Linked DNA regions of Homo sapiens: region 1 is linked to region 2. A link is a loop called in an ENCODE intact Hi-C map of the cell type or tissue named here. Cell type or tissue: CD4-positive, alpha-beta T cell. All regions are shown on one strand. Each heading gives the region's core, and the rest is flanking DNA. Links, peaks and the distances in the headings are about the cores only. Region 1 has its middle 13 kb from the start of CDK17. Region 2 has its middle 22 kb from the start of CFAP54.

Region 1 (13,535 bases), core at 5,536-13,535, 51 kb before region 2:
GCCTCAGCCTCCAGAGTAGCTGAGATTACAGGTGCCCACCACCATGCCCGGCTAATTTTTGTATTTTTAGTAGAGACGGGGGTTTCTCCATGTTGGTCAGGCTGGTCTCGAACTCCTGACCTCAGGTGATCCACCCGCCTCGGCCTCCCAAAGTGCTGGGATCACAGGTGTGAGCCACTGTGCCCGGCACCTTTTCATCCTTTTAATGGGAGAAGGGAGGGATGGTTTGTCATCTTTGAAATCTGGCCCAGTGATATGCTTTTAGGTAAGCTGATAGGACTGATTTGTAGTCTTCTAGTATTAGTAGTTCAGAAGTGCAAATTTCAGTAAACTAACTTTGCCTTGCCCTAGCCTACATGACTCCCAGGACCATCCTAGAATTGATATGATCTGTGAAGAAGACTAGAGCAAATATTTGGAATATAGATATTGGAAAAATGGAAAAATAAAAAACGAGGAAGAGGGGAAAGAAGACAAAAAAGGTAAGAAGCAGGGAAAAGGGAGAATTAAGTCTTATACAAGTTTTATTTCAGCAATAAGAAAGCTGCAGATGTTGTTAGTGTTAAGCTTCATGTAATAGAAAGAAAGAGTAGAAAAGCATAAATTAAGCAGGTCAGGGTTCTAGCCCTGAAGGAACATTGCATAGTAATAGGGCTTTGCAATCAGTTGGATTGGATGGGAGTCCTAATTTTGTCACCATGAGATTTTGCTAAATTACTTAACTAAAAGTTTCTCCATATGTAAAATTGGGTTAACAGTTTACTTGCCAGGTTGTAAGGATTAAATAAGATAATGAATGTAATGCATTGTATCTCAAGTTTTTCTGTTGTAAGTGACATGAATAACAACTCAAACAATACAGAAAGGGGATTTTGTTGTTGTGTGATTGAAAAGACTAGGGGCCGGGTGTGGTGGCTCACGCCTGTAATTCCCAGCACCTTGGGAAGCCGAGGTGGGTGGATTACCTGAGGTCAGGAGTTCGAGACCAGCCTGACCAATATGGTGAAACCCCTTCTCTACTAAAAATACAAACATTAGCTGGGCATGGTGGCATGCGCCAGTAGTCCCAGCTACTCAGGAGGCTGAGACAGGAGAATTGCTTGAACCTGGGAGGTGGAGGTTGCAGTGAGCTGAGATCACGCCACTGTACTCCAGCACAGGTGACAGAGCAAGACTCTGTCTCAAGAAAAAAAAAAAAAGACTAGGGATGGCGCAGACTTTAAGGTCATCTTAGCCAACAGCTGTCCCGATGTCATCAGAACCTGGTTCCTCTCCTTTCAGTTCTGCTTTTGGTGGCCTTGGCTCTCCACCCATTAGGTCAAAAGATGTCTGTAATATTTATAGCTCTAAGCTTCTAGGTTCAAGTCCCAAAGGAAAAAGGGAGTAACATCTTTAGTAGCACAAATATTAGCTTTATTTAGCTCAGCTTAAATCACTGACTGTCACTGTGGCCAAGGCAGATGAGTGATTGGCTAGGGCCTGGACATATGCTTAACCCCAAAGACAGGGTGGAGTCTGCCTCAGCTGAATCACATGTGCTGAGAGTATGGGAAGGGCGGTCCTCCCAAAACAAGAAACAGGTGCTTTTACCATAACTAGGGTGGTGGATGCGGGGCACCCACTTAATTAAAATGCAGGAAGCCAGGGATGAGTGGGCTTTATCACTAGCCAGATTCAGGAAGATTGTCTTTCATCTGGGCTTCTGTCTATGTGCCAACCTCATTCTTTATAAGTTCACTGACAGCTCTGAGATCACACCTTCACAGTTCCTAATCCAAGGGGAAGGAGGTCCATTTAGAAAATTCCAAGGAAAGACTCTGATTGGCCTGCATCATACTAATCAGAAGGGTCCCACCAGACTACATGGAATGGGGAAGACGCAGTTGTCCAAAGGAGTGGAGGGTGCTTCTAGCAGAAGTAACAGGTGTGGGGTGGAATGCACGACGGTCAGAAACCACTGGTGTCCACTATACATGGGTAAATGCCAAGGGCATAATCAGAAATTGAAAATCAGAGAGGGCCGGGCGTAGTGGCTCATGCCTGTAATCCCAGCACTTTGGGAGGCTGAGATGGGCAGATCATTTGAGGTCAGGAGTTCGAAACCAGCCTGGCCAACATGGTGAAACCCTGTCTCTACTAAAAATACAAAAATTAGCCTGGCATGGTGGTGGGCGCCTGTAATCCCAGCTTTTTGGGAGGCTGAGGCAGGAGAATTGCTTGAACCCGGGAGACAGAGGTTGCAGTGAGCTGAGATCACACCACTGCACTCCACCATGGGAGGCAAAGCGAGACTCCGTCTCAAAAAAAAAAAAGAGAAAAAAAGAAAATTAGAGAAAGTATAAATTTTGACAAGTATAGGAGGGCAAAACAAAAAAAGGGACAAGTGAAGGGATAAACAAGTTGATACTGTAGGATACTACTCAGCAATAAAAAGGAATGAATTACTGATACATCCAACAACATGGATGAATCCCAAAATAATTACGCTGAGCGAAAGAAGTCAGACCAAATAAAGAGCACACACTGTATGGTTACATTGTTATAAAACTATAGAAAATGCAAAATATAGTGACAAAAAGCAGATCAGTGGTTGCCTGTGTCTGAAGAAGGGAAGGATTACCAAGGCGCATGACACTTGTGGAGGATGACAAATGTGTTCTCTTTTTTAAATCATTGTGGTGATGGCTTTATGGGTGTACACTTATCAAACTGGACACTTTAAAGATGTGCAGTTTATTGCATGTTAATCTTTCGGTTAAAAACAGAAAGAGAATGGGATCCAAAACACTGTGCTGTTTAATGGCCATTTGAAACCACTGTATTATCTGACCTGTCTGTACAAGCCTGAATTTTTCAAAACACACTGTTAAAAATGTGGGCTTTCTGTAAGTATATCTATATAGAAGTCACATCGCTTAACCCATAGTTGGTTTCTAGCCTCAGGGTCAAAGAAGAGGTTAATATAAGCTATAAGTATACTTTAAAAATACTTCTTTTTTCTTTTTTTTGAGATGGAGTCTTGCTCTGTCGCCAGGCTGGAGTATAGTGGCATGATCTTGGCTCACCACAACCTCCATCTCCGGGGTTCAAGTGATTCTCCTGCTTCAGCCTCCCAATTAGCTGGGATTACAGGCACGTGCCACCACACCCAGCTAATTTTTGTATTTTTAGTAGAGAGGGGGTTTCACCATGTTGGCCAGGATGGTCTCGATCTCTTGACCTCGTGATCTGCCTGCCTTGGCCTCCCAAAGTCTGGAATTATAGGCGTGAGCCACTGCGCGCCCAGCCAAAATATTTTTTTTGACATTTTATCTCTGTAGTGCAAGAGTGTAGCAGTGGGCAACAGTGAGTGAGGCGTGCCTGAAACCTACTTAACTCTATGTAAAATATTGACCTGGTAAATCCAGGATATCCTGTTAAAGCAGACTGTAATATGCAATAAATGTCAGTTCCCTTCTCCCTCTACTTCCTCAATGTGGAAATAATCTGAAAAGTTTGAGATATTGTTCCATCTCATGTGTGTATTTAATGTAAATTTGCCTCTTTTTATATTCCTAGTCTGAACTGTAGATCATCTGTGCAATTAAAGGTGCTTTCCTTCTAGGCAGGGAGAAAATTGCCATTAGGTAGGATATCTTATTTCTTTGGGCACCCTGATACTCAAAGTCATTAGATAAATCACAATTAAAATTGTTTTCTTGAGCTCATAACAATTACTCATCCTTAAATTCTAGTTTGATTGGAAGGCATCAGAAGTGCTGATGCCTTCTGCAAATGCAAAGACATTTCCAAAGACCACTTGTGTTGTTTACAAGATCATTTTCTTATAGTGTTAAGAAAAAACACTTAGTAATGTAATCTGTTTAAAAAGATTTTTGAAGAATCGTGGTGTGTAATGAAAAAATAAAAAATAAGATAAAATAAAATAAAAAGTTATTTTACATGTTGGGATCATTCACATCATTTTAAATGAACCCACTGATAAGGTAGTCAGTGCCTGTCTGTGCATCATGCTTTATTCCTTTACTACTTTCTATCAACTGCTAGGCATGATGGAATAAAATATTTCAGGCCTTTTTTATTTCACATAAATGTTCTAAAAAATTTTAGCATGATGCAGCAGAATATAGAATTCAAAGTGGGACAGGTGTTGTGGTTCATGCCTGTAATCCTAGCACTTTGGGAGGCCAAGGTGGTAGGATCGCTTGAGGCCAGAAGTTCCAGACTACCCTGGGTAACATGCCAAGACCTGGTCTCTAAAAAAGAAAAAAAATTAGCCTGATGCAGTGGCTTGCACCCGTAGTCCCAGCTACTCAGGACATTGAGGCGGGAGGATCACTTGAGCTCAGGAGTTCAAGATTACCATGAGCTATGATTGTGTCACTGCACTCCAGCCTGGACAGCAGAGTGAGATTCTGTCTCTAAAAAAAAAAAAAAAAAATAGTGAAAGGAACCTGAGCCTGGGTTTAGATCTGGGCTCCACCATTAATTGTAAGATATTGAGAAAGATAGTTAATCTTCCTGAGCTTCAGTTCCTTCATATGTAAAATGTTTGTATCTCATAGGGCCTTTCATGAGGATTCAACATGACACCAAATATAAAAGTGCCCACCAATAATTGGCACTTTACAGGCAATGAGTAAACGTTAGTGTTCTTCCTTCCACTCCCGCACACCATGACTGCAAAAGTCATGGAAAAAAATACTTTGAAGAAAATGCATCTAGGAAGGCAGAGTTTATAATGCTCAAAAGAAGTCATCTGTCTTCTATGGAGATGCACTACAATATTTAGCAAAAAGTAAAGCAGAAAAAGAAACATTTTTTGCTTGAAGATTTGCAGCCCCATTTAGGCCAAAAAAAAAAATCTATGTTTATTTCTTAGTGTATTATTCATCATAAGTATTACCTAACATTCGGAATATGAAGGGTCAGTAATAGCTACTGTGAACAAAATACATGTCGTTTGTGATCTGAAAAGATTCTCCTGTAAGGGGACCAAAGCACCTGAACCACAGATTCTTATTTACCTGCTTTCTATAACCTGTATTTACAAGTACAGCTATAAATCTAAATTTATTTTATCGGAGGAACTCAAACAATTTTAGGATTGGAAACTAGAAGTTATCTAACTGTCATATATACTTTTTTTGAGACAGAGTCTTGCTCTGTTGCCCAGGCTGGAGTGCGGTGGTGAATCTCAGCTCACTGCAACCTCCGCCTCCTGTGTTCAAGCTATTCTCCTGCCTCAGCCTCCCAAGTAGCTGAGACCATAGGTGTGCGCCACCAAGCCCAGTTAATTTTTGTATTTTTAGTACAGACAGGGTTTCACCATATTGGCGAGGCCGGTCTCGAACTCCTGACCTCAAGTGATCCACCCCCGGCTTGGCCTCCCCAAGTGCTGGGATTACAGGCATGAGCCACCGCACCCGGCCTCATATATACTTTTCAACTACCATTTCCTTCAAGAATTCCTTCAAACAATTTATATTTCATGTCTACAATGAACCAGGCACTGTAAATAATGGAAACATGACACAGGCAATGTCCCAGTCCTCAAAGGGCTTAGTGTCTATCGGGGTGAAGAAGGTCTGGCCATAACTTAAAAAGAGCTAATAGCCTAAGATAAAAGTTTGAATATGCTGCTCAGTAGAAGAGGGGGACTTCTAGCTGGGAGAAGTGGTAGGAGTAGGAAACCAAAGCAGGTTACATTGCTTAAGAGACAAGTTGATGAGCACTTACTGGTGCCTAATTAGGAATCTAGCATTGAGTGCTATAGAGAATGCAGCAGTACCTTAAGTGGCAATCCTTGGCCTCAATGAATGCATAATATGTAGTTTGACCAAATATCTTAGCACAAAGCAGAATTTGGAAGGAAGTCAACCTATTTCTATTCGTTCTATAGCTTCTGACATATTTACTTCAAATGTTAATTGTTTATTAACAGTAAAACTACATGCAAGGTTTTTTATTTGCTTACCTGAGAAACACTGCCTTTCTTTTTGTATCTGATTCCTGCCTTTTGCTGTTTTGCAAACTGAATATCTCAGCTTTTTCCTGCAGGTCACATACTTCCAAATCAGATTGAGACAAGTCTGTATGGTTCACACAAGTGACACCAAGCTAGCAAAATACAACAGGCTCAAACTATGCTGGAATTGAGCCTGAGGGGGACTGATCAGTTTTATTCAAAACAGAGAATGAACTGGAATGAGAAGAAGCTTTAAGTAGACTTTGAAAAGATGATAGAGGAAGAATGGAAGAAAAAGTCATTAGGTTTTTAAGAACTTTCCACTTTTCCCATATAATATAAAATATTAATTTATCTCTTCCCCTTTTATCTTTTTTTGGTAAACACTTTTAAAATCATACATTAGCAACATCATAAAAAAATTTAGAAATGAAAGAAAATTGCCCATAACTTTACAACTCCAACACAGTAACTTGTATCATTTTGGAGTATTTCTTTTTAGCCTTTATTTCATATTCATATATGCTTTAATAGTATACAGGTAGATTTGTATTATGTTCTTCATTTGTCATTATCGTAAATACTTGTTCCTGTTGCTATAGAGTCTGCATGATTATTCTATTTGTTGGCTGCCTAATACTCTGTGACCTGTGTTTTGTGAACCTTCCCTAACTCCCTGCAAAGTCTTTCCCAAAACGTGCCTAGGAGTCATTGGAGTGAAGGGGTGCCACTCTTGTTTGGGGTCCTGCCCAGTCAGCTACCATATAGATCATTTAATTCCCCTTCTCCATTGCTGGGTACCACAATGTTTTCATGCAAGCGGAGTCTGCACATGCTGCTTTGAATGAAGGGTTTTAATTTTTTTCTTTGGTGTTTGCACACATTGGATTTATTTCAGATTACTCCATTTATGTGAATAAACAAAAACGAGGGAAGAAAATTTTTTCTAAGATTTTTTTTCTATATGAAGGAAGTCAATTTCTAATGCATTAAGATGCAGTGTTTACCAAAATTGGGGATGGGGGGGTGTTTATGTGCATTTTTGTGAGAAATCAGATACAGGGATGGCTGCCTCTGCCACCATTTCCCTGGATACTATTAACTTCCCAGATGGGATGTCCATTTTAGTTTATTCTCCCAAACCACCCACCTTGATTTCACCCACTGCTGCTACAAACTAAAGGATTCCTGCTTACAGTGGGGAAATTGGACTGGGAACTAACAAAGGCCGTTGGGATTCCCAGCAGTAGGTACCTGTTTTTCCTAGACTACCTTTAAATTATACTCATTCATGAAAAGAAAGTTTTTGTCCACATGCTGGGCTTAATATGAATTTTTAAAAAATATTTGCTCCTGGGTTCCAACTCTGACTCTGTCACTTATAACCGTGTATTCCTACTTAGCAAGTCACTTAACTTCTTTGATCTCCATTTTCTCATCTGCAGATTGGGATAATACTTTCTGCTTTGCAAAGTGATTGTAAGGAGGCCAGAGGCAATGCTTATATAGTTCTCAGCATCACAGCACCATATTGATATTGATAGCTAATGTTGTTATTTATTGTTCATATACTAACAGCAGATGTAATTCAAATAGCCTACCCCATCTTCGAAATGGCAGACAGGAAATACCAAGAGTCAAAATCTCAACTCTCTTTTGTTGTTTTGATCGGCAATTAAAAAGAAATTCTTGGCTGGGCACGGTGGCTCACACCTATAATCCCAGCACTTTGGGAGGCTGAGGCGGGCAGATCACCTGAGGTCAGGAGTTCGAAACCAGCCTGGCCAACATAGTGAAACCCCATCTCTACAAAAACTGCAAAAAAAATTAGCCAGGCATGGTGGTGCATGCCTGTAATCCCAGCTATTCGGGAGGCTGAGGCAGGAGAATCCCTTGAACCCGGGAGGTGGAGGTTGCAGTGAACCGAGATTTCACCATTGCACTCCAGCCTGGGTGACAAAAGTGAGACTCTATCTCAAAAAAAAAAAAAAAGAAAGAAAGAAAAAAAGAAATTCTTGAACTCAAAAAAAAAAAAAAAATTCAGGCTATGAAAAGATATTTTATTGAATTAAATGTGAAAATGTATGACTTTTTTATACTTGAAAATTAAAAAAGCTTTAAATTAGCTTCCTGTACCTTTTTCTCTTTAAAGCAATGGGTTTATTTCAACATATAGCCCCAAGAACTCACCAAACTGTAGTATAAAGTATTATATCCAGAGTTCAGACAATGGCAAAGTGACACACCAGGAAAAGCCAGAGTTTGGGTTTTGAGAATAGAGACACACCCAGGTAAAGGCTGGTGTTGGTTATTTCAGATGCTTAAATCTGCTATTGGATTTGTAACTGGGACATCTGTCATTAAAGAAGAAAAACAAGCAGGAACAAGATGCGGTAGGTGGCAGATGGATTTTCCAAGCAGCTGGCAGTTAGCACAGGTTTGGACAGGTTGGAAGTCAAGGTTGAGAAAATCTGATAGTCACACATTTGGAACAAAAGACTTCACTTTCACATAATTTTGTTGTTTGTTTTATTGGTTGTTTTTTTGTTTTGTTTTGGTTTGGTTTGGTTTGATTTGTTCTGGTTCCAAATAACTTTCTTATGTCACTATGGGATGCCCCATTGAGGAAATGTAATGGCTACATATATAGTAGTTCATATAGTACATGTCTCTTACGCCTTAGACATAAGATAACTGGATTCAAATTCCAGTCCTAACACTTACTAGCTGTGTCACCTTAGGCAAATGTTTGATGTTCCAGGGGCTTCACTTATTCACTATAAAATAAAGTCGCCATTTATTTATTGAGACAGGGTCTCCATCTGTCTCCCAGGCTGGAGTGCAATGGCATGATAATAGTTCACTGCAGCCTCTGCCTCCCAGGCTCGAGGTATCCTCTTAACCTCTCAGGTAGCTGGTACAACAGGTGCATGCCATCAAGCCCAGCTAATTTTTGTATTTTTTGTAGAGATGGGGTCTCACTGTTTTGCCCAGGCTGGTCTCAAACTCCTGGACTCAAGCAATCCTCCAGCCTTGGCATCCCAAAGTGCTGGGATTATAGGTGTGAGTCATTGTGCCCAGCCTAAAGTGGGTGTTTAAACGAGCAATTCTTAACCCTGTTTATTGGTGGGAGAGGGTCATTCACCTCTTTTGACCTGATCAAAGATAAGAATCACTTTCTCACAAAAATGCACATAAACATCCCGCCTAATTTTGGCACATATTTTATCTTATTGTATTAGAAATTGACTTCTTCACACAGAAAAAAAATCCTATAAAAAATTTTCTTCTCTCATTCTTGTTTATTCACGTAAATGGAGTAATCTAAAATAAATTCAGTGAGCAAATACAAAAGAAAAAAATTAAAATTCTTCCCCCAAAGCAAATTTCAACATAAAGGCTGCCATTACTTGACTTGAGAAGAAATTACAGCATAGTCTTACATGGTAATATGCTTGTCATTTGTGGTAAGTCTATCAATTTTGATAGCAACAAATGTAAGAAAGCCCAGATTAACAAAAGTATGTTGTCGCAAATGAATAGGTTTAAGTCCAGATGCACTGGATTTCTCTAGGACCCTTCAAGCTAATGCAGTTGCATCATTTCCTCACATCTACAAAGTTGGTCATCTTTGCAAAGTCTGCATCATCTATGTTGCATATGTCAGCAAGAAAATGGTTAAAATAACCATTCCAATTTTAAGGTCAAACCAGTTTAACCTTTAGAGGTATTCTGCAGTGTTTCCGGAAGTCTGTAGATTTCTACCTTGTGAGAAATCAACATGTTTCATCACTCTTAAACAGAGCCAGGAGAATATCCTCCGGCGTGGAAAAGTTGTTCATATTTGTCTGTTCCCAATCTCCTCTCCCTCAGTGGCAACTTAGCCAAAAGGACTCACAGATTTTTTTTTTTTTTCTGGTCGGTTTCCAAAATGGCAACCTCAGGATCTTATGCTGAACAAAAGCCTTACCTTATTCATGTATTCTGCTTTTATTTCTTGACAAAAATCTCTTTAAACACCAATGAGTCAAAGCCTGGGATCTGGAGAAATTGATGACGTCTGCAGCTATAGGTAAAACATCTTTCAGGACTATTGGCAGGGACTTTAATGCTTTTGCAAGATGCTATAGAAAGCCGTGACACATAGTGACGTGTTGAGCTTCTTTCTTCATCAAAGCAGAAAAACCAGATGCATTGCCAAACATTGCATGTGTACTATAGTCTCAAGGTTCTGTTTGCAATTAGAGTTTTTACTTGAGGAAGTAACTCTCTACCATTTTAAGTAATTCAGAACCTTTGAGGTTTCCAAAAGGGAATAACAAAATTTCTTTTTAAAAATTTCAACTCATATATGACAGATAAGCATTAGAAAATGACTGAACTGAGATATGGCACTTTTTTGCCAAACAGAAATGGCATAATTGCAAGTTACTCCATGTTCTAATTCAGAATAATAGATGAAATGTCAGTAAATTCAGAATAGAGTATTTTATTTGGCAAAGGGGCTAATTCCCTATTATTCCTTTATTCCAAGTCATAATTCAACTTGACCATTTAAAAAGTACGAGGCTTACATTACATGTGGCTTCCTGTGCCTAGCAATGCAATTAGAAGCCTTGTCAGATGTTTCAGGATGGGAAGTGTTAGGGCAAATACAAGCTTTTGGAAAATTCCAGCCTTTTCAGATTGAATCTTCTTCACAAAACAACAAACAACAATAGCAACAACAAAACCACCACACTGTCTCATGAATTCTTAGGATAATATAATATAAAACTGTGTTTTTGTTTTTGTTTTTTCAGTTCTTTCTCTGCTAGCTGCCATGAGCCAGAATCAAGGTGCTCAGTAAGCAATCTGGCTTTCACATTCATAACCTTCTAGCAAAGCATATCAAACCAAGGGATACCTAAGCCTAGAAGCACTTTTTGCTCTTTCAATTTTAGCTACATGCAATATAAGTAGATTATCTGTAAACATAATGCCACATATAATTTTAATTCTTACCAAGAAAGCACTATTGAACTATCATGATATATAGTTATTTATTCTGTATAATAACTGCCCATACCACCCTGCCATTTTTTTTTTTTTTTTTTTGAGTCTCCCTCTGTCACCCAGGCTGCAGTGCAATGGGGCGATCTCGGCTCACTGCAAACTCTGCCTCCCGAGTTCAAGCGATTCTCCTGCCTCAGCCTCCTGAGTAGCTGAGCATGTCAAACATGCTCTTGGGGTCAGATGAGGAGGCTTACAGTTGTAATTCAGAACTTTGGGAGGCTGAGGTGAGAGGATCATTTGAGCTCAGAAATTTAAGGCTGCAGTGAGCAATGATAGAGGCACTGCACTCCAGCCTGGGCAATAGAGCAAGATCCTGTCTCAAAACAAAACCAAAACCAAACACAAACAAAAAACAGCCTCTTGGGGTTTGAGCAGTATGAGACAATTTTTCTGAAACCTGATCATACACCTGCCACCACACCCAGCTAATTTTTTTTTGTATTTTCAGTAGAGATGGGGTTTCACCATATTGGTCAGGCTGGTCTCAAACTCCTGACCTCAAATGATCCGCCCGCCTTGACCTCCTGAAGTATTGGGATTACAGGTGTGAGCCACTGCACCCAGCCTGTAAATGCATCTTATTAAGTAAATTTGTTACATAAAAATATTTTCTTGGCTGGGTGTGGTTCAAATTAGCTGGGCATGGTGGCACATTCCTGTAGTCCCAGCTACTCGGGAGGCTGAGGTAGGAGAATCGCTTGAACCTGGGAGGTGGAGGTTGTGGTGAGCCAAGATCAGGCCATTGCACTCCAGCCTGGGCAACAAGAGCGAGACTCCATCTCAAAAAAAAAAATTCTTTATATAAGCAATTTTCAAAGGTACAGGTTTGACTGTACTGTGTTGGCTCATTCAAGTAAATATTTATTAAACACTTACCATGTGCTATCTGCACTAGAACAGTGAAGAAACATGGAAACATGCTTAAGATATGGAGTTAAGATTTCTGTCTGTCTATATCTATGTAACATATATATAACTATGGAAAAAGAATTGCTTGCAACAAAAACTTGGAAGGAAATATAACAAGATGCCTTTTTTTTGTTTGTTTTAATTGAGATGGAGTTTCTCTCTTATTCCCCAGGCTGGAATACAGTGGTGTGATCTCAGCTCACTGTAACTTCCGCCTCCTGAGTTCAAGCGGATTCTTCTGCCTCAGCCTACCAAGTAGCTGGATTACAGGCACCTGCTACTACACCTGGCTAATTTTTGTATTTTTCATAGAGACGGGGTTTCACCATGTTAGCCAGGCTGGTCTGGAACTCCTGACCTCAGGTGATCCACCCGCCTCAGCCTCCCAAAGTGCTGGGATTACAGGCGTGAGCCACCATGCCTGGCCAGACAAGATGCTTTTAATGGTTGTGTTAGGATAGCAAAATTAAGAGATATTGCTACTTTTTCTCTAATTTCCAATTTTAACATAATGCTATTGTATTATTTTTAGAATAAAAATGAATTACATATCAAAATTAAACAAAATATTGGAAAAAATGAAACACGCCAACCTCAGAAACATTGTATGCCACTTAGATATGAGAGCAGATACTATCAGAATACAGTTCTGTTAGCTATAATTAATTGGGCTAGCTGTTTGTTTGTCTTATTTAATCTTTTAACAACCTGTGAGACAGTTACTATTATTGCCTCAATTTTCTAGATGAGAAATTTAAGGCTCAGAAAGGATAAGCAGTTTACCCAATGTCACACAGCTAGAGGCTGAGCCAAAATTTGAACCTAGGTCTCCTTGACTCCAAACTCTGTGTTTTTAATTTCTATACCAATATGAAGGAATCAGAGATGTAGGTGAGCAAATAAGTATAAGCAAAGGAAGCAGGATTCTTAGCTGAAGGGTAAATATGGACTATTGGGGTGGGGTGGCATTAATTTAAAGAGAAATCAATAAAAGTGTCTTTGGAGAAGGTACCATGTTTCAAACAAATATAGTTCTCTTTGCTCTAAGTCTGTGTTCCCAGAGTCTTGTGATCTGTGACTTATGCTCCCTTGTGGGTGTTTATCACTAATGGAGTCTCTATTCACAATCCAAGTTCTTAAAACTTTCCAGTATAAACTGATGAATCTTTTTCATGTCAAACAGGCTCTTGGGGACAGGTGGGGAGGCTCACACTTATAATCTCAGAACTCTGGGAGGCCAAGGTGAGAGGATCACTTGAGCTCAGACATTTAAGACTGCAGTGAGCTATGATAGAGGCACTGCACTCCAGCTTGGGCAGTAGAGCAAGACCCTGTCTCAAAACAAAACAAACAAAAAACCCCAAAACCAAAAAACAAGCTCTTGGGGTTTGAGCAGTATGAGACGATTTTTCTGAAACCTGGTCATACCACCTCCTTTTCTGTTTATTTTTTTTCCCCCTTTCATTATTATTATTACTCTATAGAGACAGGGTCTCACTATGTTGCCCAGGCTGGTCTTGAACTCCTGGGCTCAACTGATCCTCCAGCCTCAGCCTCCCAAAGTGCTGGGATTACAGGCATAAGCCACCATACCCAGCCCCAC
Region 2 (16,277 bases), core at 4,183-12,182:
ATTGCAATTTTTAGAATGCATCTGCAACACAGAAAGCCTATGACTATCAAAAAACAATAAAACAGAGAAAAACAATAAAAATAGAAAGAAAAGCATTCAGTTTTCTTTTTGTTTCTTTTCCTTTTTTTTTTTTTTTTGGAGACAGAGTCTCACTCTATCGCCCAGGCTGGAGTGCACTGGCATGATCTTGGCTCACTGTAACCTCTGCCTCCTGGGTACAAGCGATTCTCGTGCCTTAGCCTCCTAAGCAGCTGGGACTACAGGTGTGTGTGCAACCATGCCCGGCTAATTTCTGGTATTTTTAAATTTTTTTGAGACAGAGTCTCCCTCTATTGCCCAGGATGGAGTGCAGTGACGCAGTCTCAGCTCACTGCAACCTCTGCCTCCTGGGTACAAGCGATTCTCCTGGCTCAGCCTCCTGAGTAGCTGGGACTACAGGCTCACACCACCATGCCTGGCTAGTTTTTTTGTATTTTTAGTAGAGACAGGGTTTTGCCATGTTGGCCAGGCTGGTCTCAAACTCCTGACCTCAGGTGATCCACCCGCCTGAGCCTCCCAAAGTGCTGGGATTACAGGCGTGAGCCACCGTGCCCAGCTCCCCTTCACACCCCATTTTTTAAACCTTTCAAATATTGCAATTTTTAGAATGCATCTGTAACACAGAAAGCCTATGACTATCAAAATCAGTAAAACAAAGACAAATAGAAAAGCATTCAATTTTCTTTTTGTTTCTTTTTTTTTTCTTTTCTTTTTTTTTTTTTTAGAGACAGAGTCTCACTCTGTCGCCCAGGCTGGAGTGCACTGGCATGATCTTGGCTCACTGCAACCTCTGCCTCCCGGGTTCAAGCGATTCTTGTGCCTTAGCCTCCCAAGAAGCTGGGACTACAAGTGTGTGTGCAACCATGCCTGGCTAATTTTTTGTATTCTTATTTTATTTCATTTTATTTTTGAGACGGAGTCTCCCTCTATTGCCCAGGTTGGAGTGCAGTGGCGCAATCTCGGCTCACTGCAACCTCTGCCTCCTGGGTACAAGCCATTCTCCTGCCTCAGCCTCCTGAGTAGCTGGGACTACAGGCTTGCACTACCATGCCTGGCTAGTTTTTTTGTATTTTTAGTAGAGATGGGGTTTTACCATGTTAGCCAGGCTGGTCTCAAACTCCTGATCTCAAACTCCTGCTCACCTCGGCCTCCCAAAGTGTTGGGATTACAGGCGTGAGCCACTGCACCCAGCTAAAAAGCATTCACTTTCAAAGTTCATGAGCCTTACAGTGGAGAAATATTCTTTATTTTACCCAGCAGAGGAGTGATATGGATTATTCCAGGCAGTGGCCTAAAAGCCTGTTGCTCCTGATAAGTGAGTCAGTTGAGATGAAAATGTTAACATATTTGAATAAATAAAAGTCAGTGCTATGCTGGGGGTGAAAATAATCATGGTTTATTATACCAGCACACATATCACAGAAAACTGAAAAATAATGTGGCGAGCCTCAACAGATACAGCAACCAATTTTTAAAGGCTTCCTTTAAATTTGAGATAGTAAGTTTTACAAAAGAATGTTTTGTTGGGTCCATATATTTGGGTCCAGAATATTTAGATCAAACCTACGTAAAACAACCCTTTCTAGACATGCAATAATATGATTCTGATGATATTTCATTTTGTTCCCAAAGCAACCAAGTAGAGGCAATGAGACAGAATGAAATGGAACTCTGGGTTAGTTAGGACACTGGGTGGTAATTCTGGCCTTATCACTAATTACAGTAAATAGCTAATATGATGATGGGGAAGTCACTCGATCTCTTTGGAATTTCTTATTTGCAAAATGATGGATTGGCCTTGGTTGTTACTGCCCCTTTCTGATTTAAAATAATATGATTTTTGGATTATTAACTATAAAAGGATGCTCTATTATGACCCTGGAGTGGCCCATAATGTACCTGCAGCTGAGTGTCCAGGGTCATGTAGAAATCTCCACGGCACCTTTCCTGCTTTTATGACAGATCTTCTTCTAGCTTTCTAGATTGATAAGGCAGTGGGAAGTAGCGTGTGAATGTTTGACTAATAGGTTGAAGCTGATTGCATGACAACAAATCATTTGGACCAGAACCTTCTTTAATTCAACAAGGCACAACACCTGAGTTTGAAACAAAATTTGAAAAGCTTCTGGTTTATGATAGTTAACCGAGCTCATGTGTTAACCTTTCCTTCCTTTCCAAAACCCTGCAGAAATAACCAAATTAATATAGAAGTGCTAAACCCTAAGCACTCATACCCCTGTGTATGAGTGCATTTTGTGTTGCTATAAAATAATATCCAAGGCTGGGTAATTTATTTATTTATTTATTTAGAGATGGAGTCTCTCTTTGTCCCTCAGGCTGGAGTGCAGTGGCGTGATATTGGCTTACTGCAACCTCCACCTTCTGCCTCAGTCTCCCAAGTAGCTGGGATTACAGGCGCCCGCCACCACACCTGGCTGATTTTTGTATTTTTAATAGAGACGGGGTTTCACCATGTTGGCCAGGCTGGTCTCAAACTCCTGACCTCAGGTGATCCACCTGCCTCAGCCTCCCAAAGTGCTGGGATTACATGCATGAGCCACTGCGCCCAGCCAAGGCTGGGTAATTTATAAAGAAAAGAGGTTTATTTTGGCTCATCATTCTGCAGATTGTACAAGAAGCATGGTGTCAGCATCTGCTTCTAGTCAGGACCTCAGGAAGCTTTCACTCATGGTAGAAGGTGAAGGGGGCGCCAGCGTGTCACATAGTGAGAGAGGGAGCAAAGTCTTTTAAACAATCAGCTCTCGCTTGAACTAATAGAGTGATATGTCACTCATTACCGTGGGGAGGACACCAAGCCATTTATAAAGGCTACGTATGCCCCATGAACCAAAGGCTTCCTACCAGGCTCCATTTCCGATTCTAGGAATCACATTTCAACAAGAGATTTGGAAGGGACAAACATCCAAACTATATCAGCCTGGAAGAGGACTGTCATTACACATGAGGGATTCAGGTGGCCATTGAGAATATGAACGTGAGAGCTGGGTTCTTGGTAAGTTGCTTACTCTCTTTGCGTCTTCTGGCCCTTGAGTAAATTACCCGATCTATGCCTCAATTTTCATATTTGGAAAATAGAGATAATACAACCCACTCATAGTGTTGTTCCCGTGAGGATTAATACAAGTCATGAGCTTTGAACATGCCTGACCCAAAATGTTTTCATATCTCAGCTATAATTATTGTTACGATAGGTAACATTATAAGTGCTATGATAAATTTAATGTGGAATAGTAAAGCAGATGGGGTAGACATGGATGATAACATGCATCAGGGATACAAAAACCTGCAATCCTATTTAGGTGAAAGACAATAGTTCTGATGACCCCTGATAAGGAAACCTAAGATCCTAAGTAACAAGGGCAAAGGCAGGCAGCCAACAGGATAATTAATTACAGAGCTGTGGGGTAACCGTATCAGTCTTTTATTCTCCGAGTGCTTGCTGTAGCATTTGCCCCCAGATTAAAGCTATGAGTTCTGTTCTCTAAATTAACTGGGATATTTGCTGCCAAATACTCCCAGGGCAGGTGCTGGGGCCAGCGAGAGAAATGGGACAATATCCCAGTTAACTTCCATCTGTTGTATGAAAGATGAAAATGTAATCTATTGTCTAAAATGGGACACTTTTGAGTGAAAGAAAGCACTATTAATAATTATGCCAGAAAAAGAGGTATAACCTGTCACTGTGGCGGGCAAATCAGGACATCTTTTTCCTGGTCTTAAGGAATGGGGAGCACCTGTATTTGGAAAGCAAGCTACCTACGCCCCCTAAAGAAAAGCCTGCTTGGCCACATAGTCTCTCTCCTCTCCCCAGGAATTGCATTAATTGCCAAGAAAACAAGGAATGTCACAAGCTGAAATGCTCCAGCTACCTAAATAGGTCAATCTAAATCTAAAATTATAAGTGTGAATACATAACCAAGAAGTCACAAACATTCGAGGAAAAGCAACAGCATGAAAGCAGGATACCACACCATAGAAAGAAAAGAAATTCCCTGTGAGGCAACAAAATTAATGCAGAAAATAGAGCGATCCATATGGACTTATTACAACTGTAAAACAAAAAGAGGCTGCTATTTTTAAAAGACGCAATCTAAGTTCTGGGAAATTAAAGAAATAATTGCCCCTCCCTTAGGGTTGCCTGATCAAGCAAATACAAATATAAGACATCCGGTTAAATTTTAATTATTTCTAATTACCTATGCATATGGACATCAGACTAAAAAATATTGAATGGGACATACTTATGCTAAAAATTACTTTTTCTTTCTTTTTTTCTTTCTTTCTTTCTTTTTTTTTTTTTTTGACACAGGGTCTTGCTCTATTCAGGCTGGAGCAGAGTGGCACCATCACAGCTAACTGCAGCCTCGACCTCCTGGGTTCAATAATCCTCCCACCTCAGCCTCCTGAGTGGCATCTTTTTATTTTTGTTTTTTTTACATAGAGATGAGGTCTCGCTATGTTGCCCAGGCTGGTCTTGAACTCCTGGGCCCAAGCGATCCTCTTGCCTTGGCCTCCCAAAGTTCTGGGACTGCAGGCGTGAATTACAATGCCTGGCCTTATTTCTCATTTATCTGAAATAAATTATAAGTATCTAAATTACATACTTCTTCCTTTAATTATGTTTCCCTTGGCTCTCCTTAATAATTCTTTCCTATGCATAATTTGTTTATAAAATTTCTTGCAGTTACAGCTTATGTTCCACTTACATAACAGAACTTCTACCAATTTAGTAGTCACATCGATTTATTTCATTTATTTGTCCATTGAACTTTCTTTTTTTTTGAGACAGAATCTCACTCTGTTGCCCAGGCTGGAGTGCAGTGGCACGATCTTGGCTCACTGCAACCTCCACCTCCCGGGTTCAAGTGATTCTCCTGCCTCAGCCTCCTGAGTAGCTGGGATTACAGGCGTGCACCACCATGCCCGGCTAATTTTTGTATTTTTGATAGAGACAGGGTCTCACCATATTGTCCAAGCTGCTTTCAAACTCCTGGTCTCAAGTGACCCACCCGCCTTGGCCTCCCAAAGTGCTGGGATTACAGGTGTGAGCCACTGCGCTCGGCCCAATCCATTTCTTTTCTAGGCATTTACTCTTCTGAAACATTCAAGTTTAGACATAAAAATATTTGCAGCATTCTTTGTGAATATATTGGGGCAATCTGTATGTATAATAACAGGAGAATGTATTGCATGTATTAAAACAAATTCTTACCATGAAATACTATTCAGTCTTAAAAAAAAAAAAGAAGTGGAGAAAGAAGGTCCACAATATAATATTGAGTAAAATAACACAAACTGAAGGAGAATAGCTAACATCAGCTGAGTTTTTGCGGTATGCCAGGTTCTGCTTTCAGTGAGTGAGTGTTAATTTTCACAACAATGCTATGTACTAATATTATTCCCATTTTAAAGATTGGAATATTTTGGCACTGAGATGTGTAGTAACTTGCAAAATGTAACATAGCTAGTACTGGTGGAGCTGGGATTTGAATCAAGGTGGTGGTGCTGAAAGCCTATGCTCTCAAGCACTATGCTATACTGGCTTTGTGTATAGTACAATCCTATATATTTTTTTAAGTATTTGTATTTGTATGTGCTTATTTTTAAAAGTGTGAAAAGATACCATAAAATATGGTAGGGCCGGGCATGGTGGCTCACACCTGTAATCCCAGCACTTTGGGAGGCTGAGATGGGTGGATCACTTGAGGTCAGGAGATCAAGACCATCCTGGCTAACATGGTGAAACCCCGTCTCTACTAAAAATACAAAAAAAAAAAATTAGCCGGGCGTGGTGGCAGGCGCCTGTAGTCCCAGCTACTCGGGAGGCTGAGGCAGGAGAATGGCGTGAACCTGGGAGGCGGAGGTTGCAGAGAGCCGAGATCGTGCCACCGCACTCCAGCCTGGGCGACAGAGCGAGACTCCGTCTCAAAAAAAAAAAAAAAAAAAAAAGAAAAAACTAATGGTGGTGACCCCATCTAGGAGTGGGAGTTATGGAGAGTCTTTTACTTTTTGTTTCTGTATGGTTTGGACTTTTAAAAATAACATATATTGTTTGCAACACAAATCTTAAAGTAAAAGTTTACAAGTTTGATGACATATGTTGAAGTGATCCAGTGCTACAATGCAGCAATTAAGATTTAGTACCCAGCAAAACATCTTGATTATGGCAAATACTTGATGAAAACTTATTATATGGAAGAATGGCCAATCTCTTCTAGCAGACTCCACATTCTTCAGGTCTAGGGATTGCAGTTTATATCTATAATTGGTCCCTACTCTGTTATAGTGCTCTCACTCAATAAATGTTTGTCAAATTTATGTATATATACCCCTAAAGTGTAAATGTTCTTCCTTATTTCTTGCCATAGCTGTTTCCTCTTCTTTTTTTATCACAGCCTTAAACTACCTAATATTTCATTTATGTTATTGACTTAAAAAAACTCAAAGCCTCTGGTAACACATCCCATCAATAGAAGTTATCAGTGCATATTAAGAATAAATATTTGTAGTGGCATATTATGATTTTCATTCCTAATAAAGGGAAGCTAATAATATGAAACTAATCTATAAGTCATCTCTGAGTTCCAAGTTGTAAGATCACTCTATTGAATTTTAGAGTTTATGAGCTTTCCCTTGCTTTGGGAAACTGGTTTTAATTTGAACTGGTTGAAATCCAATAGGTACTGTTTCTTTGTTTTTAGATAATATTGTATTTGAAAGGCAAGAACTTTGCTTCCGATTAGAAGCACATCTTTCACATTTGAGAGCAATCTGGAGCCTCTGGAACATACTGTGGCAATCCAGTGCACTTAGCAACTGAAAGAGCGTGGGCTGTGAGTATGTGCAGCCTAGTGACATAAAGAAATCACTTTGCAAAGAGGTGGTTTGAAATTTGCAGACTTTCTTTGCAAGGTATTGTGAAGAGGTGTTGACATCACGAAGCAATTAGAAAATGACATGCATTTCACTGCTTGTATAATATTCTGTAGCTCAAATTTCCCTGCTCTCTACACATGTCTTCTGTTCCATTTTTCTTCTGTTCCAAGAGAATAACATCTTGTCTGTAGACATGAGTACAAGAGAAAAACCCTCTGTCTACAGTGTTTGTCTCTGATGATCGTTCCCTTCTTGAAAGCTATTCCTTCTTCAGGATTATTCACTATAAACAGATGGAGACTATAATGTACTCATAGATTTAGAAAGTTAAGGATATTTTCTCTTTTGAGGTTAAGGTAGAAAAAATACACTTTGTTGTAATATTAAATAGCTTCTAAAAGGACAGGAAGAACAAGGCCTGGAAACTTATTAAAGATATAATGAAGAACATGCCTGTAATCCCAGCACTTTGGGAGGCTGAGGCAGGCAGATCACCTAAGGTTGGGAGATCGAGACCAGCCTGACCAGCATGGAGAAACCCTGTCTCTACTAAAATTACAAAATTAGCCGGGTGTGGTAGTGCATGCCTGTAATCCCAGCTACTTGGGAGGCTGAGGCAGGAGAATCGTTTGAACCCAGGAAGCAGAGGTTGCGGTGAGCTGAGATCGCGCCATTGCACTCCAGCCTGGGCAACAAGAGTGAAACTCCATCTCAAAAAACAAACAAACAAAAGATATAATGAAGAAAAGTGTAGAACAACTATGGTCAAATATACCAATATTTCTGAAAAAGGAAAAGAAATCAGATTTAACATGTCCAAAAATGAATCAATCACCTTCCTCCATGTCTAATCAATGATTTTTGCCTAAGTGCATAAGAAAACAAATCTAATTGCTTGCCCTTCTCCCCAACAAGGTGAATTTGTTGGGAGGATATCCAGAAACAAAGGCAGGAAAGCAGCTGGACCTCTGGAGGGATTACAATCAAGACCAGAAAACTCTCACTAACATAGGCAATCCTCTCTCTCCAGCTTCTGCCTTTGCTTTTCTGAGACATCATATTTCTCTCTCTCCAGACTGGCTTTCTCTGCTTCTCCAAGCTCTTGACAGAAATTGACCACCTGTATATTCAGTTCTACTATGCCCAACAGAATCTCAGTTTCAGATTCTCCAGGAGAAAGAATCCGATTGATTCAACTGGGTCAAGTGTTTATCCCTGGTCCAATCAACCATGACTGGTGATGAGGTCATTTCATACAAGACTGCTGGGTGAGTGGGGAATGGTTTTTGGAGTAAAGGAAGTTTACATGCACTGGCTACCTGCCTGAAAGTTGTATAGCAAGTGCCTCAAGCCATCTCTTACAGTTCTTATCTTGACTGATAAAATCATTAGAATTCGTGCAGGTGGTCAGGCTTGAAACTTTGAATTTATGTTCAAATCTTCCATTTTCCTTTACCTTTCACATTGGTCATTCATTTTTCTGTGCTTATTCACTCATCCATTCATTCAACAAATATTTGTGGAGTAACTACTAAGTGTGAAGCATTGTTCTAAGCATTTGGGATACAACAATTAATACACATGCACAATCCCTGGCCTCGCTATCAAGTTTATCAATGTTTTACTGATTTTAACTTCACACACAGAGAGTTGAAAGACATTAATTTGTGATGAGGAACTGGAAAAAAAAACAAACTGGTTTTGTTGACAGTGAACCTAGTGATTTTTTTTTTTTTTTTTTTTTTTTTGAGACAGAGTCTTGCTCTGTCGCCCAGGCTGGAGTGCAGTGGTGCGATCTCAGCTCACTGCAACCTCCGCATCCTGGGTTCCAGCGATTCTCCTGCCTCAGCCTTCTGAGTAGCTGGGACTACAGGCGCGTGCCCCTGCGCCTAACTAATTTTTGTATTTCTAGTAGAGATGGGGTTTCATCATATTGGCCAGGCTGGTCTCGAACCCCTGACCTCGTGATCTGCCTATCTCAACCTCCTAAAGTGCTGGGATTACAGGCGTGAGCCACTGCACTCAGCTGAACCTGGTGATTTTAGCATTGTACTCATGACACTGTGAATAGGGTTTATTATGAAGATGAGAATTGAAAATATGATAGTAGATAAACAGAAATGTAACATTTCTTTGTGAGTTGGTAGGGTCCCCAAAACAACTCTTTTGAAAGAATAAATTTGTCACCCTAACAATTGCTCTTTTATATTTTTATTCAAAAAATTAGTGGCTCTTATAACATCTTGCTCCAATTGTTCTCACTCATATATTTTGTTAACAAATGATAAAAACTAACATTTATTGAACATTTACTTTAAGGTGCGTACTGTTTTTTTTTTTTTTTTTGAGACGGCGTGTCCGTCAGCCACCCAGACTGGAGTGCAATGGTATGATCTTGGCTCACTGCAACCACCATCGCCCGGGTTCAAGTGATTCTCCCATCTCAGCCTCCCAAGTAGCTGGGATTACAGGCACCCGCCATCATGCCCGGCTAATTTTTGTATTTTAGTAGAGCTGGGGTTTCACCATGTTAGCCAGGCTGGTCTTGAACTCCTGACCTCAGGTAATCCGCCCGCCTCGGCCTCCCAAAGTGTTAGGATTACAGGCATGAGCCACTGCGCCTGGCTGGGTGCGTACTGTTATAAACATTTTGCACTTATCAATTCATTTAATCCTCACAACAAATATGTGCACTAAGTTTAAATTTATGCCTTTGTGTTAGTCAAGTCCAATCAGTTATTTAAATTTCATTGATTTCTGCTCTAATATTTATTATTTCTTCCTCTCTGTTTGCTTTGGGTTTATTTTGCTCCTCTTTTTCTAGTTTTTTGAGAGGAGAGTTTGGATTATCAATTTGAGACTTTTCCTCCTTTAGAATGTAATCATTCAGTGCTGTAAATTTAATGTGTCAGTACTACATTGCCCAGGTCCCATAAGTTTTGATATGTTGTATTTTCACTTTCTTTTAGTTCAATGCATATTTTGATTTCATGTGAGACTTCCTCTTTGATGAATTATTTAGCAGTGTGTCGTTTAGTTTCCAAGTGTTAGGAGATTTTTCTGTTATTTTTCTGCTATTTATTTCTAGTTTGAGTCCATTTTGGTCACAGACCACGCTCCATATAATTTTATTATTTATTATTTATTATTTATTTTTGCGGGGGGAACAGTTTCGCTCTTCTCGCCCAGGCTGGAGTGCAATGGCACAATTCAGGCTCACTGCAACCTCTGCCTCCTAAATTCAAGAGATTCTCCTGCCTCAGCCTCCTGAGTAGCTGGGATTACAGGCACCCGCCACCACACCCAGCAAATTTTTGTATTTTTAGTAGAGATGGGGTTTCCCCATGTTGGCCAGGCTGGTCTCAAACTCCTGACCTCAGGTGACCCACCCAGCTCGGCCTTCCAAAGTGTTTCTCCTTCGTTTCTGAAGGATATTTTCACTGGATATAGAATTTTGGGTTGGCCATATTTTGTTTGTTTTCAGTACTTGGAAAATGCTGTGCTACTTCTTTATGGCATTCACACTTTTTGGTGTGAAATATATTGTCTTTCAAATTGTTTTTATCCTATTGATAAGGTATTGTTTCACTGTAGCTGCTTTCAGATTTTTTTCTTTGTTTTTAGTTTTTGGAAGTTTGACCGTGATGTGTCTTGGTGTGGATTTCTTTGGATTTATTTTGTTTAGATAAACCAAGTTTATTAGCTTTTTTATTACATAGGTTCATGTCTTTAGACTATTCCTTTTTTTTTTCAGTGTACTTTCTGTCTGATGTTCTAATTGGGTAATTTGTTTTATTCTTCAAGTTCATTGGTTCTTTCCTCTTTCCTCTCTATTTTACTGTTGAGCCTATCCAGCAAGTTGTTTTTATTTCATTTGTTATATTTTTCAGTTCCAAAATTTCCATTTGATTGTTCTTTATAACTTCTATTTCTTTGCTGAGACTTCCTATGTTTTCATTTGTTTCAAGTTTGCATGTTCATTGACTCATTCTTATGATGGCTGATTTATAATTCTTGTCTGAGAATTTTAACATTTGTGTCATGTTGGTGTCTGCTAATTTTTTAAAAATTCAGATTGGGATATTCTTTGTTGTTGGTATGATGAATGATTTTTAAATGAAACTTGGACATTTTTGCAATTATATTATGAGACACTGTATGTTATTTAAATCTTCTGTTTTAGCAGCTTCCTCTGATACCACTTTGGCAGGAGAAGGTTCTCCTTTATTGATGGTTGGTCATGGGAAGTCAAAGTCCCCATTGGGTCTCTGTTGATATCAGCATGGCTGAAAGGGACAAGAGTACCTTGCTACTGTTTCCACATACTGATTCCCTGAGAGAGTGGCTTTGTTACCACTGGTTGGGTATGAAAATCCTGATCCTCCACTAGCCCTCTGCTGACACAATCACAGTCAGGAAAGGGAAGGGTGCCTTATTACCACCAGATGAGGAGAAATACCCTGATTTCTTACTAGGCCTCTCTGGAGGTAGTTGAGGCACCTTGTTACATCCAGGGTGAAAAATCTAGGCTCCTCATTTGTTCATTGCTGGTGGGGCTGAAGGTGGGAGTTGCAGTTTCTTCTGCGGTATTTGGCTAGAATAGAATGGTTACTGTCTACAAGTTTATGGTCTTGCTAAGCTACCCCTTTCCAGGTCCTTTGTCTGGGAAGAGCAGGCTTTCCTTGCCTTATTTTTTTTTCTTCTTCTTGCTTCCATTGGAGTTTCTAGGTTGCCAGCTTCTCTAGCACCCCACCTGGAATATGTGAAGCAAAAAGAAAACTCACTGCCATCTTGTTGCTTGGGTCCCTCCTTTCAGAGTCTGCTTTTTGTTGTTTTTTTTTTTGTTTTTTTTTTTGAGTTGGAGTCTCACTCTATTGCCCAGGCTGGAGTGCAATGGTGAGATCTTGGCTCACTGCAACCTCCACCTCCCAGGTGCAAGTAATTCTCCTGCCTCAGCCTCCCAAGTAGCTGGGATTACGGGCACCTGCCACCAAGCTTGGCTAATTTTTGTATTTTTAGTAGAGATGGGGTTTCACCATATTGACCAGGCTGGTCTCTTGGCCAGGGTAGTCTTGAACTCATGACGTCGTGATCCTCCTGCCTTGGCCTCCCAAAATGCTGGGATTACAGGTGTGAGCCACCGTGCCTGGCCCCTTTTTTACACATACTGTCCAAGATGTTTATCTGTACTTTGTTGGAAGAATAGGGAAAAGTATATCCACTCCATCTTTCTGGAGGCAAAATTCCACAATAAATTATTTTAAATAGCAAGAATAGGAATTTAATGTGAGTAATTAGTTATATGGGAGGACTGCAAAGCCAAATAGAGGACAATGAGGCATCCTAGACATTAATAACAGCAGGAAGGCATGCCAGAGGGACAAAGGGAGGCCAGGAGTTGCTCATCCAAACCATGATCACAGAGAGCCTGGCCAGTGGGAACTGGAGTCATACAGGGATCAGGCTGTTAGAGCTGCTGCCCTAAGCTATTGAGGACATAGAGACAAACACTCTGGCTTCTCTCTTTCTTTCACTCTCAAATTTTTTACCGGTGCCTCTTATTGACCAAATCAAACTAGAACCCGATTGGGAAGGGCATGAGAGATGAAGTTCCCTGTGACACAGAGCAGAGAAGGGGTAGGGAAGGAATGGATTTGGAAGCAAACAGGCAAATGTCTAGCACTCCCCATTTCACTGATGAGTCAACTGAAGCATAGCCAGTTAAGTTACTTGGTCAGAGTTCCACAGCAAGCAATGTTGTGGTGTCAGATTTGAACTTAATCATTTGGTCCAGGGCCCATAGTCCACATCCTTGCACTTCAGGACACAGTGAGTCCCTGAGGACATAAAATTTTTGGAATTTCTGGGTTTGAAGAATTTAGTGTCAATTTTTATTTATCCTTTAGCAATGCAAGAAACATGGATTATTGGTTAAAATCCAGAAGTTTGATATGTTAGCTTGAAAATATTCTGGATCATGAGGGGAATTCTGAAGTCATTAAGAGTTGTGTCAAATATGATATTGACCCACATACTTTTAAAAAATGTTGTTATTTATTCAGTGCATATTCTGCGTCAGACACCATTTTAGGCACTTCAATAGTTTTATTAATTTAACTCTCATAACAACTCTATGAGGTAGTTACTGTCCTTATTATCCCCGGTTTACAGATGGGAAAACTGATGCACGGAGAGGTTCAATGAATTTTCCAGGTTACACAACCAAGGCCGCTAAATCAGACACTCTGGCCCTGGAGCCCACATCCCTAACCACTCTTTTATATGCCCTGTGACTGTTCCCACAGTGACCTTGGCAGTGAATTTAGTGACAGCAGAGAACAACCACAATGAGGGAACAAATAAGCAGCAGCTGTCAATCTAAACAGCACAAGGTAAACATGTCTGTTTATTTACTACGTGAATTTAACAGATCTTGGTGTCTCTTGTTTTTTGTTTTAAATCCTGAGTAATAACTATGTGAAACAGATGTTTCAGCAACACTTAAAACTAATCATGTGGGCGTGGTGGCTCATGCCTGTAGCACTTTGGGAGGCCGAAGCCAGTGGGTCACCTGAGGTCAGGAGTTCGGGACCAGCCTGGCCAACATGATGAAACCCCGTCTCCACTAAAAATACAAAACTTAGCTGGGCATGGTGGCAGGTGCCTGTAATCCCAGCTACTCAAGAGGCTGAGGCAGGAGAATCGCTTGAACCCAGGAGGCAGAGGTTGCAGTGAGCCGAGATCGTGCCACTGCACTCCAGCCTGAGTGACAAGAGCAAGACACTGTCTCAAAAAAAAGAAGAAAAAAAAATACATTGTAGGGGCTGGGCGCGGTGGCTTATGCCTGTAATACCAGTACTTTGGGAGGCTGAGGTGGGCACATCACTTAAGGTAAGGAGTTTGAGACCAGCCTGGACAATATGGTGAAACTGTGTCTCTGCTAAAAAAAATACAAAATTAGCCGCATGTGGTGGTGTGCACCTGTATTCAGCCACTCGAGAGTCTGAGGCAGGAGAATTGCTTGAACCCAGGAGATGGAGGTTGCCCTGAGCTGAGATGGTGCCACTGCATTCCAGCCTGGGTGACAGAACCAGACTCCATCTCAAAAAAAAAAAAAAAAATAATGCCAATTTGGGAAAAACAAACAGCTTTCTTTGACTGCTGAAAAAAGAGAAGTCTTGGCAAAGAGTACTCCAATGATAATGAAAGTTGAACAGATAAATAATACCTGCATCTTCCTTCAAGGTCATTTCATAAAGTGCAATAAAAGTCAAAGTTCACATAATAAGAGAAAATTCAAAGAACTCCCTGCATAGCAAAACTGAAAAGTAACCTCTTCTGATGATGCCATGAAAAAAGCAGAAACAAGAAGTGATAATGAACTGGGGAAAGAGTGAGGGAGAATGTTCTGAGGCTACCAGGCTGAGATTGGCTGATAGGCTGAGCCCCCAGAATCAAGCTGAACATAGGAAGGTGTGAGCGTTGTGGGGTGGTGGTGCTAGTGGTGGTATGGGTAGCGTGGGTGAGGTGTCATCACAGATGAACTACATAGTTGTCTTCAAACTTTTTGTTTACTTTGCCCCATAAAAATATTCCCCAAATTCTGTATTTTATTGCATATTTTAAAATAAGTGTATAGCATATTATAAATATTATATTGTCAATACATCTTACAACGTGTAAGGAGGCTGTAATGTGCCTTGCTTAAATAAATTGTTTAATTGTTCCATCAATGACTCATAGTAAGATTCCAGATGCCTTTGTTTTGTTAGGAGATTAGAGCAATGGTGGAAGGGAAGGAGAGAAGAGAACTTTGAGTGCAAGTGCCTTCGAAGGTAAATAAATATGCAGAGAATACAAAAGTCAAGGATCTGGAAATGGACTCTCCTGAAATCAGACATGCCCATACATTTGGAAAGTCTTGGTGTATTCCAGGGCTAGAAGGACCCTAGGTTGAAAACCAGTGTCTAGATCATTAGGGAGGGCTTTCTGTATGGAGATACAAAATTAAAGGCAATGGAGACCTATGAAAGGATGTCAAACTGGTTGAGTTTGCGTGATTTGATTTGCATTTTAAAAAGATCATTCTGGCCACTTTGAAGAATGGGTTGGAGAGAGGCCAGACTGGAGGCAGAAAAAGTGATTAGGAGGTTTTTGCAGAAACCTCACTGAAGGCCAGACATGGTGGCACGTGCCAGTGGTCCCAGCTACTGGGAAGGCTGAGGTGAGAGAATTGCTTTAACCCGGGAGATTGAGGCTTCAGTGATCTGTGATCATGCCACTGCACTATGCCGCGGGTGCAGAACAAGACCCTGTCTCAAAATCAAAACCAAAACCAACCAAAACAAAACCAAAAACACAAAACCCTCCCAAAAACCTTTTGAAAGAGGATGAAGGCCTAAGTTAAGGCTGGGACAGTGGAGATGAAGAGGAAAAGACAGCCTAGAGTAGCAATGTTCAATAGAAATACAATGCAAGCCGAAAATGAGAGCCATGTGTGTAATTTAAAATTGTCTAGTAGCCACCTAAAAAAGGTAAAAAGAAGTAGTCTTCATTTTAATAATTTATTTATTTAATCAAATATGCTCAAAATATTGTCATTTAAAAATATCATCAATATGGCCAGGCGCAGTGGCTCATGCCTGTAATCTTAGCACTTTGGGAGGCCGAGGCAGGTGGATCACCTGAAGGTTGGGAGTTCAAGACCAACCTGACCAACATGGAGAAACACCCCTCTCTATTAAAAATACAAAAAAATTTAGCTGGGCGTGGTGGCACATGCCTGTAATCCCAGCTAATTGGGAGGCTGAGTCAGGAGAATCGCTTGAACCCGGGAGGCAGAGGTTGCAGTGAGCCGAGATCATGCCATTGTACTCCAGCCTGGGCAACAAGAGCGAAACTCCATCTCAAAAAAAAAAAAAAAAAAAAAAATATATATATATATATATATATATATATATATATATATATATGTCATCAATATAAAATTTTATGAAGATATACATGTCGTTTTTATACAAAGTCTTTAAAATCGGTTGTGTATTTTACACTTATAGCACATCTAAATGTGGGTAAGCCACATTTCAAGTGCTCATTAGTCACAGGTAGCTAGTGACTGTTGAATTGGACAAGTACGGGTCTAGAGACTGGGACTGGAAATGGAATAAGAGGATTCAAAGATACCATTGTTCTTGCTTGGGTAACTGAATGGTGGTATCCAGTGAAGGGCCAAGGGGGTGAGTTGAGGGAACATTGGCCACTTCATAATTTCCATCAGCTCTATCAAGCCAACTTAAATGATCATACGATCTAAATGAAAACAATGTGTTTGCTTATAAGGC

What was found. Peaks named below come from ENCODE experiments on the same cell type or tissue, not always from the same donor. Only the 100,000 strongest peaks of a DNase experiment are listed, where the experiment ranks them.
Region 1: it touches region 2 in a loop (2.1-fold over the local background); 6 of 110 quality-filtered maps call a loop at or near these places.

The regions. Positions count from the first base shown.
Region 1 is chr12:96,406,507-96,420,041 of GRCh38, forward strand. No RefSeq gene overlaps it. Among named protein-coding and RNA genes, the nearest start is that of CDK17, 13 kb to the left of the region's middle. RefSeq lists an enhancer at 1,188-1,237. In CD4-positive, alpha-beta T cell, for the core only: no CTCF peak of the experiment used is centred there; a DNase peak (open chromatin) is centred at 10,115.
Region 2 is chr12:96,459,190-96,475,466 of GRCh38, forward strand. No RefSeq gene overlaps it. Among named protein-coding and RNA genes, the nearest start is that of CFAP54, 22 kb to the right of the region's middle. In CD4-positive, alpha-beta T cell, for the core only: no CTCF peak of the experiment used is centred there; no DNase peak of the experiment used is centred there.